Regions from separate parts of the Homo sapiens genome. Here region 1 is linked to region 2. Evidence: chromatin contacts called from ENCODE Hi-C or POLR2A ChIA-PET data. All regions are on one chromosome and are shown on one strand. Each heading gives the region's core, a stretch centred on a gene start or an enhancer-like site at or near the end of the contact. The rest is flanking DNA. Distances are from core to core; before and after follow the strand shown.

What was found. Hi-C counts contacts between places; a loop is a spot of excess contacts on that map. ChIA-PET counts read pairs that join two places held with the same protein, here RNA polymerase II (POLR2A). Pooled maps may share reads with other maps.
Region 1: a map of sigmoid colon shows a loop between it and region 2 (4-fold over the local background). The contact joins two enhancer-like sites. A Hi-C loop is called at or near these places in 2 of 168 maps with a recorded cell type or tissue (sigmoid colon and tibial artery) and 3 of 50 pooled maps. POLR2A ChIA-PET finds 5 or more read pairs at or near these places in 1 of 52 experiments (activated T-cell).

What each region holds. Positions count from the first base shown.
Region 1 is chr10:4,057,545-4,061,692 of GRCh38, reverse strand. The region is part of intron 4 of LOC107984195 (a long non-coding RNA gene); the gene reads right to left. Among named protein-coding and RNA genes, the nearest start is that of MIR6078, 68 kb to the right of the region's middle. Within about 2 kb of position 1,737, at least 6 of the 41 ENCODE cell types and tissues checked have a DNase peak (open chromatin) inside an H3K27ac peak, as active enhancers do.
Region 2 is chr10:3,464,937-3,469,159 of GRCh38, reverse strand. All of the region lies in intron 3 of LINC02669 (long intergenic non-protein coding RNA 2669), which reads left to right. All of the region lies in intron 1 of LOC105376360 (a long non-coding RNA gene), which reads right to left. All of the region lies in intron 1 of LOC124902538 (a long non-coding RNA gene), which reads right to left. Among named protein-coding and RNA genes, the nearest start is that of LINC02669, 36 kb to the left of the region's middle. RefSeq lists an enhancer at 653-1,852. Within about 2 kb of position 1,564, at least 32 of the 41 ENCODE cell types and tissues checked have a DNase peak (open chromatin) inside an H3K27ac peak, as active enhancers do.

The DNA of each region.
Region 1 (4,148 bases), core at 488-2,987, 590 kb before region 2:
CAAGATCAGAGTCTAGACTTATTTGCCCAGACGCTCAGCACTTCCCTGCTCTTGTTTTTGAAAATTGTGGTCCTTGGCACCCAGTTAGTTTGTCCTATCTTCATAGATTCTGGGAGGGGGCCAGACACCAGCGTGACTGTCTATGCACACTGCGTGCTGGACTGTCATGTGTGAGGGCGTGTTGTGGGTGTGCCTGCACATGCCTGCATGTGTGAGTGCTCCTTCTTCAGGAAGTATTTTTACCTCATTGCACATTCCCCTTCCTGCATAAAATGAACTCCTTCCATTTCTTAACCAAAATGATTCTTGCCCATCAATCAGGATTCTGTTTAAATGTCATTTTCTTAAAGGTCTTAAAGGGTATCCTCAGATCACTGGAACCCAAGTAGGAATTTGGATAAATTATCTCATGTCCCAGTTCTTTTCCTTAACACATTTTTGCCATAATATATACCCTTGAATTTTTAATTGTTTAATGCCTGTCTCTCACTAGTCTACCAAATTACTGAGGATGGAGACCCTATCTGTTTCTTTATTGTTGTATACTTAACATATAACAAAGTGCTTAACACCTAGAAGCCAGGTAATTAATAAACAGTCAGATAAATACATGAGCAACTGAATAATAAAGATAACTCCATATAGTTATATGTGGAAATATATATATATTATATATACACTGTTGTGATTATCGTTATTACTTTTGTCATCACTGTTCTAATTTGGGGTTCAGTTTTTATTAATTATTTATAAAATTTAGTAATTTCTAGATTTACCATAATATAAATTAATTATTACTATCTAATACAAAATTACTGTTTACCAGCAAATTCTCACAAATAATTATTATAGTAACAAGAAACTATTACTATAACTAAATTATTACAAATTATTATTATAGTCTATGAATCCAACAGGAAACAGCAGCTCTTATTTTGAATAGGTAAGGTTTCTAAGCTGGAGGGATCAGGTCTTCCTTATCCAGCTTAATTTCTAGTCCTTCCATGACATTTTTCCAGATAATATGCCGGGACACCCTTAGCATTCCATCAAGTTTTGGGTAAGAATATTTTCCATCTCTGGCCAGCTTGATTTGCCGAGCTGTGCTAGATGTCAGCAGCTGCACTGGACATTAGCTGAGGGTAAATAATGAACATGCATCAGCTTCCAACTCTGTGCCAGCCTGTGCCACATCTTTGGCCCTGGGTAAGGTTAGCCTAAGTGATGCCAGCCAAACACCCTCTGCAGGCTCCTTCCCATCTTCTTGGTTCCCCTTCTTCCCCGATGCACGCCCCCCACCCCCCAAAAAAGTCTGTCACTCCTGCTGCTCAGCCTAAGGCAAGCTATACACAATTGTTGATGCACGAAAGAAGATATGCTGGACACACAAAATGAAACAAACAGAAACTCAAGGCCATCGACGCTAAAGCAACCCTTCTGGCTGGTGTTTGGAGACCAACACAAACTTTCTGGAGCATATGTCAGCATTTAAGATGGGAAAAAAATGGAAATCAAAAGAGTCCCTTTCCCCTGTTCCTGTCTCGCCACTCCCAAACCGTCGTTACTCTGGTCCCTTCAGGTGAAATTTAGGGTTGGTGGAAGGAGGGTGGTGCCCTGGGCCAGGTGGTCAAGAGTAGCATCACAGCTAGTTAAACTCAGGGCAACAGGAAGGAGACTAGACATTAACGACTGAGGTGTAGCTTCCTCTTGGCGGACGTTCCACATTACCACTGACTTTGTGCATCCCTGCTCATCTAAGCTGTGGTTAGATGTCATCTAACTTGTGGTTCTCAACTTTGGCTACCCGTCAGTCACCTGGGGAGCTTTGAAAACTCCTGGAAGAAAAGACCCCGGAGGCACCTCAGGCCAATTGGATCAGAATCCCTTGGGCTTCCAGATGGCTCCGATGCACCATTACAGCTAAAATGCTTGAAAAGGGTCACAAGGCGTTCAGGTGTTAAATCAGACACAGAACAGAAGAAGCAACTGCTCTGTTTAAAAATAAGAGCCACCTATAATGAATGCTATTTTTAAGAGGTTTTATACAAGCAAAATAAAGCATACAGCCAACGCCACTTTCTTTCTTTTTTTTTTTTTTTTTAAACACAGAGTCTTGCTCTGTGGCCCAGCCTGGAGTACAGTGGCACGATCTTGGCTCACTGCAACTTCTGCTTCCTGGGTTCAAGAAATTCACCTGCCTCAGTCTCCTGAGTAACTGGGATTACAGGCATGAGCCACCACACCTGGCTAATTTTTGTGTTTTTAGTAGAGACAGGGCTTCACCATGTTGCCCAGGCTGGTCTTGAACTCCTGACCTTGAGTGATCTGCCCACCTCGGCCTCCCAAGGTGCTGGGATTATAGGCGTTAGCCACCACACCCAGCTTCTTTTACTCTTACAATAAATTTTGCTTTGTTAGAGTGAAAATAACATCAACTGTGTTACTCTGTATGAAAATGTTCTTTTTCCCTGTTTGGTTTTACAGCATCTCCATTCCTACAGCTATAATTTTATATGATGCCTTGCTGGTATTTGCAGAGCAAAAATATTATATATTATATGTAGTTCCTTCTGCCAAAAGGTATAGAAAGTTTTGTAAAACTATGGAAGAGGAAAGAGCATTAGGTTTATTTTTAACTCATAAAAATTTTATTTGCTTTTTTTTTTCCCCTTTACACGGGTTGCTGTTACTTTAAGAGTCTACTGGCATTTAACTGGCAATAAAAAGGGCAAAACAAACTGTTCCTTCCTTTAGATTGTGCAATTTTATTGCGCTGTTTTAGAGGGACCAAATATGCCTTTAAAAGAAATGCATGTTTAACCACCTTCTTTGTGTAAAGCAGTAGGTCTGTGAGTTGACAAACCCCAAGGGTAAGGTAGTGGTTCTGTGTGTGCCTGATGTTTTTCAGGGATACTTAGAAACAATCTGAAGCTGAGTGGCATGGATGGCACTGGCTCCGCATGCAACCAAATCAAAGACGACTGAGTTTAGCTTGAGCCCAATCATGTCTATACTCAAAGTAAACGCAAAGGCGTCTGGAAGACCACGGTGATATACTATGGCTCTAACCAGAGGAATCAGCATAGAATTATATGTTTACACTAAATTGGGAAGCCATTGACCAGAATAAACGTTTCACACTTAATCGATGACACATTTTTGATCATATAGGCAACGCTATCCAATACCAACAGTGGGTTCTATCTTGCCTTTGGTGATGCTGTGCTTTCTGTTTTCATAGCTTTCTACACATGTTCACATAGATCGAAAAAACGGCAGCGTAATGAGTCAATAGCAAAATGGTCACTGGCGTTTCAAAATATTACTCAGGCAGAAAATAATATGTGGATTTCATAGCAGTACGTATATTTAAAAATAAAAGTTGGAGAATTTGGAGGAAAAGAAGAATTTTTTTGAAAATATGTTTTGCCTCCAAGGGAAATAGAGCAATAACCTCCACTATCAGATAGCTTTTTATTTGTTTTTCCTCTTTCCTCATGGCTCTGTTATTTTCTGTGGTCATAGCAGCAATCAGAAATGAAAAGATTATTATTTGCTATGGGTGGGTGCAAAAGTAATTCAAGTCTTTTTTCTCTAATGTGGCTTTATTACCACTTTCATCAAAAATGTTATAATAACAGTATTTAATTTTGATGGACTATTTCCTGCACACTAGATACTTTGCTAAGTACATTATCCACACTGTTTTATTTAATACATTAGGAAGTATTTATCTTATTGTACCATTTTGCCATTATGAGTCATAGACAACTCAAGAAACATCCCGATGTCACACAGCTAGAAAGTGTGAAGCAAGCCCATTCTATTAAATATTCCCTAATAAAATGCTGAACTCTATTTTTCCTTGTTTTGCTAATATTTACTTTTGAAACTTTATTAGTAAGTGTATGTAAGCTTAGTTATATTTTCCTTGAGAAAATTGAAACATTTGTGTTATATAATGATCCTCTCTCTTTATCTTTAGTAGTGGTTTCTGCCTTTTAAGTCTCTTTTGCCTAATAATAAGAGCATTAAATCAGCTTTCCTTTGTTTGTCTGTGTGTACACGCATATGTGTACAATTGTGTGTATTTACATAACATTTATATATGTATATCAGTTTATAACAGTGATAGATATAGATAATCA
Region 2 (4,223 bases), core at 315-2,814:
CTCTGCTGAAGACCGGTTTTAACTGTTAGAGGCCTGAAACCCAATCCTGTTATAAATCAAGAAGCCAAATTCCCTTTGGGCTTACATCAGAGCAAACAAATCAGTGCCTCCTCTAATACTAAAGATTAGGTCACAGGCCAGAGGAAACCTAACCTGCTTTGTGGGTTTAGAGCTGCAAGAGCTGTACAAAAAGAAAGAAAGAAAGAAAGAAAGAGGAGAGAGAGAGAGAGAGAGGGAGAAAGAAAGAAAGAAAGAAAGAGAGAGAGAGAGAGAAAGAAAGAAAGAAAGAAAGAAAGAAAGAAAGAAAGAAAGAAAGAAAGAAAGAAAGAAAAAAAGCTCTTGGCCTAACCCTTAACCAAATGTGAAGTGCGTGTCATAGGTGGATGGAATGTCATTCTGCTCCTTGAAATCATCATTTTTAGCAACAGATTCATATCACAGTCACTTTTCCATGATGGCATCTCCACATTATTTTGACCCTTAATAACCATCCCAGGCACCAAAAGCAATCATCAGGTTCTATCACAAGCACTTTTCTGATACCTTAAAAATTTTCAGAGTCTGGGGCTGGTAATTTCTCTTTATGTCCCTGTAAACCCCAAATCAATCTCGACTTCCCTGCCCTTTCATCCAACTGATGCTGAGAACTTTCTCCCCAAAGAAAGAAAAGCCAGGCATTCAGAGTCAGATGTGGTGTGGACTGTTTCTGGTTAGATGACTCAGCCCATTTTTGTGGATTTCCCAAGATGCTTTCTGAAATTCTGTTGAAAAATATCTTGTGTGATCTGGTAACAAATTAAACAAAAGACAAACCACCAAATGCTTGCCTGTTTGAAAAGGCCAACCACAAAATACTCCGATTCACGGTGACCTATCGTGGGGGAGAAGCAGCTCTGGATCATCAGATAAATTCTAACTTCCACAAACCCCGGCTCCCTGGACTCCTTTCTGAGGCTTCATGAAAGATAGAGGGGGGTTTCACATAACTGCATTTCAAATAACTCTAAGGCTCATGACACCAAGATACTTTTTAAGGTTTTAGAAAACTTGCCCTCCTCTGCTGACCATGCCAAGATGCACTGGTGGCTTTGGTTTGCCTTATTTTGCCATCTTCAGTTTTAAAAGTATTGAGAGACAGAGGATGCTTGTTTGTTTTCATTTTGTTTTAATTCCAGAAGCTAAGTAATCACTTAATATATATTTTCTTTGACAATTAACAAAAGTGATTCATACTTTTTGTGGAAGTCTATTTTCTTTCCAGCAGCACACGCCCACATTTCTTTGGTGACTTACAGAGCAGAACAATAAGCACCGAATCTGTTTTTCACCAACCAGGATTCCTCGCCAGGCTTTTCCCAGCATACTCACGCAGATGGAATTTCTGGCTCACGCTTCGTCCTTTTGCTGTTGTTGTTGTGTTTGTTGAGGTTGTTGTTAGGTGTTTTCCTCTGAACTGAAAAAGGGATATATCTATGCTCTCCCTGATCTCTCGGGAAGCTGACAAAACAAAGAAGCGTACGTGCCCAGCACACACAGCCCCGCCCAACCCTGTGGTGTAGTTTGTCCTGCCCAAACACATGAACCACAAAGTGCGCTCATTCACAAACACACAACTTCCTTTCCTGAACAACAGCGCCTCCCGCTCCCGCTGGAAAGGGTGTCCCCAGCTGTCTGGGAGATGTCCTGCCCCGCCGCACGGGGGTGGAATTTGCAGTTTTGCAGAGGAGTCACCAAGACGAGGCAATTTGCTTGCTCTTGGTAAAGTTGTTTTGTTGTTGTTGCCGTTGATTCTATTTCTCTTTCTGGAACTGAAATGTTGGCCTTTGGAGAATTCCTGCGCTATAAGGAGTACACAGACTTGGGAAAACTTAGCACACCAAGAGAAGGAGTGGCACTATGTGTTTTGCCAAAACCCATCTGAAATTTCCTGTTTTCCACGTTTGGGATGTAACGTTAACTTTTAGGGTCAGAGTTGCTCTCTCCCGGGGAAGTTGCAACTTTTTATTCCTGACTTCTTCAAGGGCTTGTGAAAGATCTCCAATGTGCTTCTACAAAAGATACAAATGCCTTTTTAAGAAAACCCTCTGTGAGCTGCACTCATTGGATCTGAAACCAGATGCATTCAATTTGCCTTTAAGTCTTCACCAGCTCATCCTCAAGGTAAACAAAGAAAACTCAAGCAAGTGTACAAAGAATTTTATTTTGCCCTTGAAGATAGTAAAACAACTTCAGACATTGAATAGTCTGTGAACAATCAAAAAAGTTACACTAACATCTAATATTTAAAATGGCTTCAGTCAGTAAGAACCTAAATGTCATAATTTTCATTCTATATAGACTTTATTAATGACTGTTAGAGTATACAATGTGTGTGTATATTTATATACATACACTGAATGTTAGAATATATAATGTGTGTGTGTGTATATATATATATATACACTGAATGTTAGAATATATAATATACACACACATTATATATTCTAACATTCATTAATAAAGTCTATATCTATTAATGGCATTATATATATTAAAGACCTAATATATAATGATACTTTTATTGCCAAAAGGGAAAACTGCAAAAAAATAGATATTTTTACATTTTTAAGAACAAAGTCGAGGTCAGGCACGGTGGCTCACGCCTGTAGCTGGTGGCTCACGGCCTCCAGCACTTTGGGAGGCCGAGGCAGGCAGATCATGACGTCAGGAGATCGAGACCATCCTGGCTAACACGGTGAAACCCCGTCTTTACTAAAAATACAAAAAATTAGCTAAGCATGGTGGTGGGCGCCTGTAGTCCCAGCTACTCGGAAGGCTGAGGCAGGAGAATGGCATAAACACGGGAGGTGGAGCTTGCAGTGAGCTGAGATCAGGCCACTGCATTCCAGCCTGGGCAACGGAGCGAGACTCCGTCTCACAAAAAAAAAAAAAAAAAAAAAAAAAAAAAAAAAAGAACAAACTCTAATGGTTCCGAAAAGATGAAAAACTCTATATTGTTAGTTGTTTCTGAATAGAGAAGTACAAATACAAGCAATGAGATAAGATTAGATTCTGTAGAAACTTCCTGAGAAGCCAGTCTCCAATCTATAATCTCCTTATTCTTTCCTTCAAATCTTAAACCAACTGAATACAGATTTTAGCTGAAATATAGCCATATACATAACACCATTTACTCTAAAAATTTCCTCCATGAAACTTAAAGTTGAAAATAGAAACACTGCCCACGTTCCCTGAAAAATCACCCTATAATTATTCCGGAAAATGCTCAGATGGGTCCTACGTGGTGTAAAGCAGAGGAAAGCTCTGACCACTTGGTGACCTGGCTGCCTCCGGCATGTGCCACGTGCATGAAAACAGGAGGGAGGCACGCACTCTGTGATGGTGCCATGGCTGGGGCCTGAGCCGCCCCGTTCCTATCCTGTCACCCCCATCTCCCGCGCAGGCTTCTAGCTGTGAGCAGTGGTTCTAGGCACCCCTGTTTATATTCACTCATGTTCCTGCAGGTGAGCTTTCATTCCTGAAGTTTGTGTAATGCTGAAGTTACAGTTTTACAAGCAACGTTGAAAACGGCTTCCTGCTGTAACTTTCAGGAAGAGGAAGAGCTGTGTTAAGCCAAACTCTGGAGGCCAGTGACTGCATGTTTGCTTCCACAGGAGGCTGGTCCGAACTGCAGCTTGTCCTCACAGCCAGGAGAATGTTTGTCCAGAGATCACTTTAAAAAATGCTCATCAGGTTGACAGTTATAAGACCATAATATGAGGACTTCACCCTGCTGATGAGGGAGACTCAGAGAATGAGAAAAGTACAGCTTTGGTAACTTTTGAATGAGTTCCATACTTGTCATAAACACAGACCAACCCAAGTAAACTCCAGAGTTCAACTGTGACACGCTCTTCAGCCTGCACCAGAAAAGGCAGCGCAGTTAGGCTAATCCCAGGCTAGCACAGAGAAGTTGGGAAGAGTGTTCATCTCGCTCAGTCAGAATTCACACACAGAAAGGGGAGTGGGTGGTTACCAGGCTTAATATGTTCAATAAGGCTTTTTCTCCAGCAAGACGTGGAAATCCTTTTATAACCTGTTTTGTTCTTCCTCTAACCACTTACATTTCTATGTGTCACCCTTTCCTTCTCGATAAAATTTTGATAATCATTTGTCCTAACAAAGCCCAGAGAGGCGTTGAAAGAAGCCCATGAGATTATGGTTAGGAAAGCACTTTTGAAAAT